2 separate regions of the Homo sapiens genome follow, and region 2 is linked to region 1. The links are chromatin contacts, found by Hi-C in ENCODE. All regions are on one chromosome and are shown on one strand. The core of a region is the stretch at or near the end of the contact, and the rest is flanking DNA. Distances in the headings are between cores, read along the strand shown. Region 1 holds the start of METTL13 (methyltransferase 13, eEF1A N-terminus and K55). Region 2 holds the start of TIPRL (TOR signaling pathway regulator).

The links. Hi-C counts contacts between places; a loop is a spot of excess contacts on that map. Pooled maps may share reads with other maps.
Region 2: a loop to region 1 is called in a pooled map, with 15 times the contacts of the local background. The contact joins the promoter of TIPRL here to the promoter of METTL13 in region 1. A Hi-C loop is called at or near these places in 10 of 50 pooled maps.

Annotation. Positions count from the first base shown.
Region 1 is chr1:171,779,882-171,784,069 of GRCh38, reverse strand. It overlaps METTL13 (methyltransferase 13, eEF1A N-terminus and K55), which reads right to left and starts at 2,410. Exons shown (of 8, transcript NM_015935.5): 1 at 1,950-2,410; 2 at 1-330. The coding sequence starts at 2,102. RefSeq lists enhancers at 2,064-2,597, 2,427-2,721.
Region 2 is chr1:168,177,128-168,181,315 of GRCh38, reverse strand. It overlaps TIPRL (TOR signaling pathway regulator), which reads right to left and starts at 2,354. Exons shown (of 7, transcript NM_152902.5): 1 at 2,135-2,354. The coding sequence starts at 2,238. RefSeq lists enhancers at 2,123-2,242, 2,230-2,731.

The DNA of each region.
Region 1 (4,188 bases), core at 1,161-3,660:
CAGGGAGATGCAGAGATAGCGACCGCCCACCTGCAGGACACGGCCAACCTCAGCCAGCATCCTGTCCACCTGTTGTAAGGTCTTCTCTTCCTCATCTGTCAGGACAGCATCCAGGGTGCCCTTGTCCAACACCACCTGGAACGAGGCATCAGGAAACTCCATCTGCGTCATGTCCATCTTCAAGAAGCTCATCTGGGGCCGTCGGGTGGCATTACATTCCTTCATTTGCTTGATGACAACCTCACTGATGTCGATGTTCACTATATCCCGATAGCCCACATCATACAGTTGCTCACTCAGTTCTGAGTTGCCACACCCAATCACCAGCACCTGGAGAAAAAATTCACAGACAAGAGGGAGGTAATCAAAGCAAAGGACTGTACTTCAGGTACTTCAAGGAATCAAGTCTCACCTTGGCTGAGTCACATTTTCAGAAGGTGGAGACGCTACTGCCAGAGAAAGAGCGACATTGTAGAGTTGATGCTAGACTCTATCTTGAAACACCACATATACTTGCTAGTGAAAACCACATTCAGCTACAATACAGGTTATATGAGAATGGGCTTTGTGTTGCAGAAACAAATTAATCATAACTGTTCTTTTCTCTAAATCATGCACTTATTACTCAGGAATTAATAGGAAGTCAGAGAATCCAAATATAGAGTTACAGTTGAAATCCTAGGCCAGGAATAACCCTATTTCCTCACTCTACTCATGCCTTTGGCTCCTTTAGACAATAAAGTACACTTTGTGAGGATTCAAATCTTACTTCCATCACGGATTCCATCTCATGATATTTGGCTATCTTCTGAAGCCGAACTTAAAATTCAGATTGTTGTCTCCCTCTCCAGGGAGCAATCTCCCATTCAAACTTAGAAATTCTGATATTGCCATCTTTGGAAAAGCATGGTACAAAGAGATGTGCATATGCTCTGGAGCCAGACAGGCCTGAGTTTAAATCCCCACATGACCACCTGGACATGATCTTGGGCAAAAAAAAAAAAAAAAGTGGCTCTCGGGGCCTCAGTTTCCTCATCTGTAAAATGTATGCATGGCCACTCACCTGAATTTATGATGAGAATTCAAAGATTGCACATGCACATACACAGCACCCAACATAAGGCTTGGCACATAAAGCTTCCCCACAAATGTTAAGTTTTCTACCTTCCTCCTTCCCTACCTCCAGTACAATCTCACCTATACCAAACCCATTGTTGTACTTATCACGTTTCACTTCTGGAACATGTGCAGGGTTTACGTCTTAATGCTCTTATAGTTTAAGGACTGAGCAGTGCCTGAAACTTGGGGCGCACTCAACGACTATTTGAAAAACAAATTCATACACAAAGTCACACCTGCTGCAGGTTGCACAGGAATGCACAGTGACAGAAGAACATACTTTCAAGATGGGAAGTCACTCTTCAAGTAGGGTTATTAATCCAAGAATGAGCTGGGGTGGGAGGTCTATTATCTGAAAACCTTTAAAGAAATGTTTTTTTTTTTAGACAGGGTCTCACTCTGTCACCCAGGCTGGAGTGCAGTGGCGTGATCATGGCTCACTGCAGCCTCGACCTCCTGGGCTCAAGCGATCCTCCCGCCTAAGCCTCCCGAGTAGCTGGAAATACAGATGCGCGCCACCACGCCCGGCTAATTTTTTCATTTTTTGTAGAGACGAGGTCTCATGTTCCCCAGGCTGGTCTTTAACTCCAGGGCTCAAGCGATCCTCCCACCTCGGTCTCCCAAAGTGTTCGGATTACAGGTGTGAGCCACTGCGCCCGGCCTGAAAGAATATTCTAGTTTGTCTTTTAGCAGGAACAATGCAGGAAATGCTGAAATATGCGTCCAACTAGGGTCCTCCCGCCTGTCACTGTCCACCAAGTGCAAGATTCCTGTTACCAGTTCCCACCTTCCGGAGCACGTACGAAGGGCTACCAACCCGCGCTCCTCACCTTTTCCCTGGGCTTGATATATTTATGTAGCACCCCGCACAGTTCCAGGTAGGTTCCATACCACTCGAAAGCTTTCTTTCCTCGCTGCTGGAAGAACTTCTCCCAATAGTCAACGGAGCCAAACTCCCTGGAACTTTTAGGTAAGAGGTTCATGTTCCTACTGCCGAAGCTGCGTTTTCAAGACTCCCCTATTCCCTGTGAGATACCATTTGAGGAGCTTGCCCACCACACGCAGGCTCCGGGACACTGCAGTGGGAATTCTTTCCACGGAAAAACAGCCACATTGATTTGTTCCCCCACTCCAAACCCCAGGAATGACCCTTACACGACAAACGCACGCATGGACCACTGAATCTCACACACGCTTGCCCCCTCCTCCGCGCCTGCTGTTCCTTCCCCACGTGAAGAGCCCCTCACACTTTTCCCGAACTAGATTTCCGAGCCCATAACCATATCCGGGTGCGAAGCCTCGTGATTCGTCGGCCGGCCCAGCCCAACTCAGCTAGTCATTGGTCGCTGCTTTGCGTTTCTATCACCTCATTGGCTGCGACGTGCTTGCCTTTCTCCGGAGGCTCCGTCGCAGACACCTAAACGCTTTTTTGACCTGAGGCCGGCCGACCATTCACGGAACGGGGCGGGACCGCGGGCCGGAGTTGTGGCGGAAGAGGCCGGGCCTCTGTGAGAACTAGGTCACGTCCGGGTGAGGAGTGAGCGCGGCTGTGCTGTGGTTGGGCCCTCCCTCCAGGCGGGGCGGAGAGCGCGCTTGCTTCCTGGGCTCGGCCTCCGCTTTGTCTTGGAGCCGGCTTAATCACTGACTCCGATCGTGCGCCGCACAAGGGCGGAGCGCGGCAGGCGGGAGCGTACTGGTAGAGGAGGACGAAAAGAAAAACCTATACAGATAGGAGAGAAGTGAGGCAGGAAATGAGTAAAGCCAGTCCGTCGTAAAAACGCTGCACATTCTAACCTTGTCAGCTTCTGCGCACCAGCACCCCCCGCCTTATTTTGCCACCTCTGCACCAAAATATAGGATTCTGCTATCAAAAGTGTAATAACATGAAAACTCCCTCTTCCTTCTCTCCGCAAAGCACAGCATGCAAAACTAGCCTTTCATTTTGATAATTGGCCTCCTTGTGTTATTCTGACGTTATTTATAACTGCTTATTTTATGTGTTTGATAAACATACTGTACTTTCACATGCTCATGCTAATACCCTGAGGAAGCTTCTGTGAAGGGCACTTTTTTTTCAGACAGGGTCTGTCTCTGTCGCCCAGACTGGAGTGCAGTGGTGCAGTCATGGCTCACTGCAGTCTCCACTTTCCAGGGGTCAGGGGATCCTCCCACCTCAGCCTCCCAAGTAGCACGCCACTACCGCTGGCTAATTTTTTTTTTTTTTTTGTAGAAATGGGGTTTCGCCATGTTGTCCGGGCTGTTCTCAAACTCCTGAGCTCAAATGATCATCTCGCCTCACCCTACCAAAGTGCTGGGATGACTGGTGTGAGCCACTATGCTGGCAGGCACTATTTGAAAATGACCAAATATGTGTATCACTGGGCCTTTCATACCATGATAAATTGCAGGAGGAATATACTGATTGCGGAGAGCAGATAGGCTTGGAATTGAGCATGTGTGCTGTGGGCTGTTACATACTACACTACCACAGGTAGATAGCCAGGTAGACTGTTAATAGTTAAGTAGGTTAGATTGGACTTAAACATTGGTTTAAAAAAGTGATTCTCAAACTGGCATGCGTCAGAATCACCTGGAGGACTTGTTAAAACACAGAATTCCCCAGTCCAACCCCTGTTCTAAGTCATTAGTTCAGTGGTGAGGCCCAAGGATTTGTGTTTCTAACAAGTTCCCACGATGCTGATGATGTTGGTCCCGGAACCACACTTTTTTGAGAACCACTGTTTTAAAATACAATTAAGTCAAAATGGATATGGTTCAAAATTCGCAATTTTCAATGATAAATCTAAAAGCTTTCTACAAGTAACATAAGAGAAAATCTGTTTTCATGATCCCTTTGCTGAGTTCACATTGTTCCTCTCTACCCAAGATAAAGAGAAGGAGTCCTTGAAGTAGTAACTTCAGCTACTACACCATGCAAGGTTCTGAATGGGTGAAATGTGAGTTCTTTAGGAAGCACTTATTGAGAGCGGAGGACATCACTTGTACTGAATGTGCTACACGATACCAAAGAAGCAAAACAGCATAGCAGCCAGGCGCGGTGGCTCACGC
Region 2 (4,188 bases), core at 1,105-3,604, 3.6 Mb after region 1:
GCTTGAACCCAGGAGGTGGAGGTTACAGTGAGCCGAGATGGCGCCATTGCACTCCAGCCTGGGCAACAAGTGAAACTCCATCTCAAAATAAAAATAGAAAGAAAGAATAAGAAAAAAAGAAAAGAAAAGAAAATTAAAAATAAATAAATAAATAAAAATACAAAAATTAGCCAGGCGTGGTGGCACGCGCCTGTAGTCTCAGCTACCAGGGAGTCTAAGGCAGGAGAATCACTTGAACCTGGAAGGCGGAGGCTGCAGTGAGCTGAGACTGTGCCACTGCACTCCAGCCTGGGCGACAGAGTGAGTCTCTGTCTCAAAAAAACAAAATAAAAAATAAATAAAAGTTATACAAGGCTGGGCGCAGTGGCTCATGCCTGTAATCCCGGCACTTTGGGGGGCCAAGGCGGACAGATCACCTGAGGTCAGGAGTTCGAGACCAGCCTGAGCAAAATGCAGAAACTCCGTCTCTACTAAAAATACAAAAAAAAAAAAAAAGTTATAAAAAAAAAAGAAAAGAAAGATATAGAGAGGAAAAACTCAAAAAAGTAATTCAATTTCTGGTGGGATGAAGGGAAATTTTTTTCCTTTCTTTTCTGTATTTTCCTAATTTTTTTCAGTGAGTCTACTAGAATATTACCACTTATTTTCTTGAATTAGGAAGCAAACATCGTTTCATTACTTTCCTCTCTTCCCTGGTCACTCCCTCTGCTCAAATCTTAAAATGCAAGTACTCACTTAGGGTTCTATTTTATGACCTTTTCCTCTGGATGACTTCTAGATACCTTAATTCATTCCCAAAGCTCCAGGTACCAAATATAAGCAGATAATTCCCAAACTTAAACCCACAGACGTTATCTTTTTTGAGCTCCAAGATAAATATATCTAAATGCCTACTACACATCTTCACTTTATGACCTATACCCACCTCACATTTCAATAAACTAAACTCATCCTCTAACCAACACCCTGCCCCCATCTGCTTCTCCTCCTCCTGTGCTTCTCATCTTGTTCAAAGGCATACGATACATGCAAAAATCCAAGCCAGAGATCTTGTCATCAGCATAGACTCTTCCTTTTTTATTTCTCCTCCCATCAGCTGGCCATCCCAGGGACTTAATCTTCTAAAACCTATCTTTTCTCTTACTAACTGGTCTCCTTCCCATCCCTGCGGACCTGCAATCCAGCCTCAACATGGCCTCCAGAGAAATCTTTCAGAGCGTACATCTGATAATGCAGCTCCTTTGGATAAAATTACACCCAGTGGTTGTCAGATAAAATTGAAAACTCCTTAGCCAGGCATAAAAATTCCCTCAGTATCTTGATTCCCCTGGGGCCTACCTCTCATCTCTCACAACACCCCCTATGGTACCTCACGCTCCAATCACACGGACACAGCTCTTTAAACACATCACAGCTTTCACTCTCCCTGAGCCCCCAGCTTTACATGCGTCCCCTGATTCCCCTAAATTTTGTCAAGATTCAGCCCAGGCATCAAAAACGCATCACAACTCACTCTGCCTGACCTGATGGCATGTACCTATCCACCGCCCCCCGCAACGGTTTTATAAAGATTCAGTTCAGGCATCCCAATTTCCCAGATGGTTCGAGCCCCTAAAAGACCTCACATCACTCCGTGTATACATCTTCATTACATTTATTCACGCTGTAATATAATTGTCTGTCTCTCTCACGAGACTGTGAATTGAGGCGCACGTTGTCTTTTACATTTCCTATCTCAAGCGCCGGGCACAGCACCTGACGTGACAGAAACCAAACTTATAAATCATCCCCGTCATTAACCCCTAAGAAAACAGGCAACAGCCACCCAGAAAGAAAGGTGGTGCAGGCTGAGGCAGGAGGAGACGTTTGGTGAGGGGAAAGTCCACCAGAACAGTCACACTCTACTCAAACCCAGGCGGATTGACAGTTGACGAAAGCAGCGCCTGGCGATCCCCAACCAAAGGGCCCGGAAGTGTGACTGGATTATTTATCGAAGTTGTCAATCAAAGGTCCGGTCCGGAGGGACCGAACCTCCGCCTCAGGGAAAAGGGGAGGGGCTGCACAGAGTTCGCCCTGCCTCCCGCCCTGGGCCAGCAACCGGCCAGCGCCCAGACCCCGTGCCCCGAAGCCTCACTTCTCCACATCCGCCGACTTCATGATGTGGGTCTTGGACGCCGTCAGCTTCCAGGGCCCGAAGCAGAAATCCCGGTGGCTGCTCTGGAAGCCGTGGATCATCATGGCTGAGGCAGGACCCGCAGAGGCCACAAGGAATAAGCTGAAGCAGCGGCGGCGGCGAACACCGGTTCCTCCGCCTCCCTCCGGCCCAGCCTCCTAGGCTTCCGAGCCGTTACCATGCCCGGCCCCGCCCCCTGCCGGCCGACCCGGACGCGGGCTCTGCTTCCCGTCTTCTTCTCCGCCTCTTTGCTTTTTGCTTCCGGGACTAGTTGCTCTTGTTGCGTGACCCACGTCTTACGTTCCGGCGTTCCGGAAAAAAGGAAAAAGGAGAAAGTCAGAGGGGCGGCACTTGGGTTGCAGAAGGTGTGGTTAGGAACGCACCGCCCTCTTGAACTCGTTGGGTGACGTCATCTCGAAGGATTTTAGGGACTGCCAGGGAAGGGGATGACGGTTCCAACTTGATCCTTACAGACCTCAAAGCAGTGTGATTACCTCATGTGTTAGTGAATCGTGTTACAGAGGAAATTTTTCTGTTTTGAGGTCAAAAAAAGAAGTAATCCCACAGAGTTTAGGAAATCCAGCACCAACAAGATTTAGAAGTGGCCATCTAGCCACTCTTGACTATGACCAACTCCTATCAAAAATTGCATCCTCGTAGATATGCGAAGACTTTCCATGGTCTAGTTGCTATGTAGGCACCCAGTATAGTGAAAACAACACAGCTGACTTAGTGCTAAATCTCCATTTGCAACACTATTGTGTGAATCCTTGGGCAAAGCGCTTCTCTAACGATTTTAGGCTTCAGTTGCCTCAAAATGAGATGATTTTGTTAATGGAAAAAAAACAAATTCTGTAAAAGGTTTTAAAGAGATTTATTCTGAACCAATATGAGTGACCATGGCCCAGGGAATAGTCCCAAGAGGTCCTAACAAAGAGCATCTGAAGCGGTGGCATTACTCTTTGTTTTATACATTTTAGGGAGTTGGGAATTGCAGGTAAAATAAGTCAATATATGGAAGATATACATTGGTTCAGGCTAAGGAAGTGGGATGTCTTGAAGGAGAGGCTTACAGATCATAGGTGGATTCAAAGATTTTCTGATCGGCAATCTGTTGAAAGATTTAAGCTTTAGTCAGGCGAGGTGGCTCCTGCCTATAATCCCAGCATCTTGGGAGGCCTAGGTGAGAGGATTGCTTGAGTCCAGGAATTTGAGACCAGCGTGGGCACCAGAGTAAGCCCTCATCTCTACAAACCGTGTTAATTAGCTGTGTATGATGGTATCTGCCTGTAGTCCCAGGCCACTTGAGAGGCTGTGGTGGGAGGATCTCTTGAGCCTCAGAGGCTGCATTGAGCCATGATCATGCCACAGCACTCATGCCTGGGTGAGCGAGACCCTGTCTCAAAAACAAATAAAAACACAGGCCAGGTGCAGTGGCTCAAGACTGTAATCCCAGCACTTTGGGAGGCCAAGGTGGGTGGACCACCTGAGGTCGGGAGTTCAAGACCAGCCTGGCCAATATTGTGAAAACCTGTGTCTACTAAAAATACAAAACTTAGCCAAGCACGGTGGTGGATGCCTGTAACCCCAGCTACTAGGGAGGCTGAGGTGGGAGAATCACTTGAACCTGAGAGGCAGAGGTTGCAGTGAGCCGAGATCGTGCCACTGCACTCCAGCCTGGGTGACAGAGTAAGACCTTGTCTCAAAAACAAACAAACAAACAAACAAAAAACAGTGTTAAGCTTTGTCTAAAGACTTGAAGTCAGTAGAAAGGAATGCTTAAGAAAAGGGAGTCTGCTATCTGTCATGTGATTCTACACCAGTCAGGTTGGAAAGTAAGGCACATTATACCATTGCACATAAAAAACCATTTAACGACATTTTATGGTTTGTAGGGCATGACTTAATCCTTGCCTTGCATGGCCATAGTTTTTTTGTTTTGTTTTGTTTTGTTTTGTTTTGAGACAGAGTCTTGCTCTGTCGCCCAGGCTGGAGTGCAGAGGCCCCATCTCGGT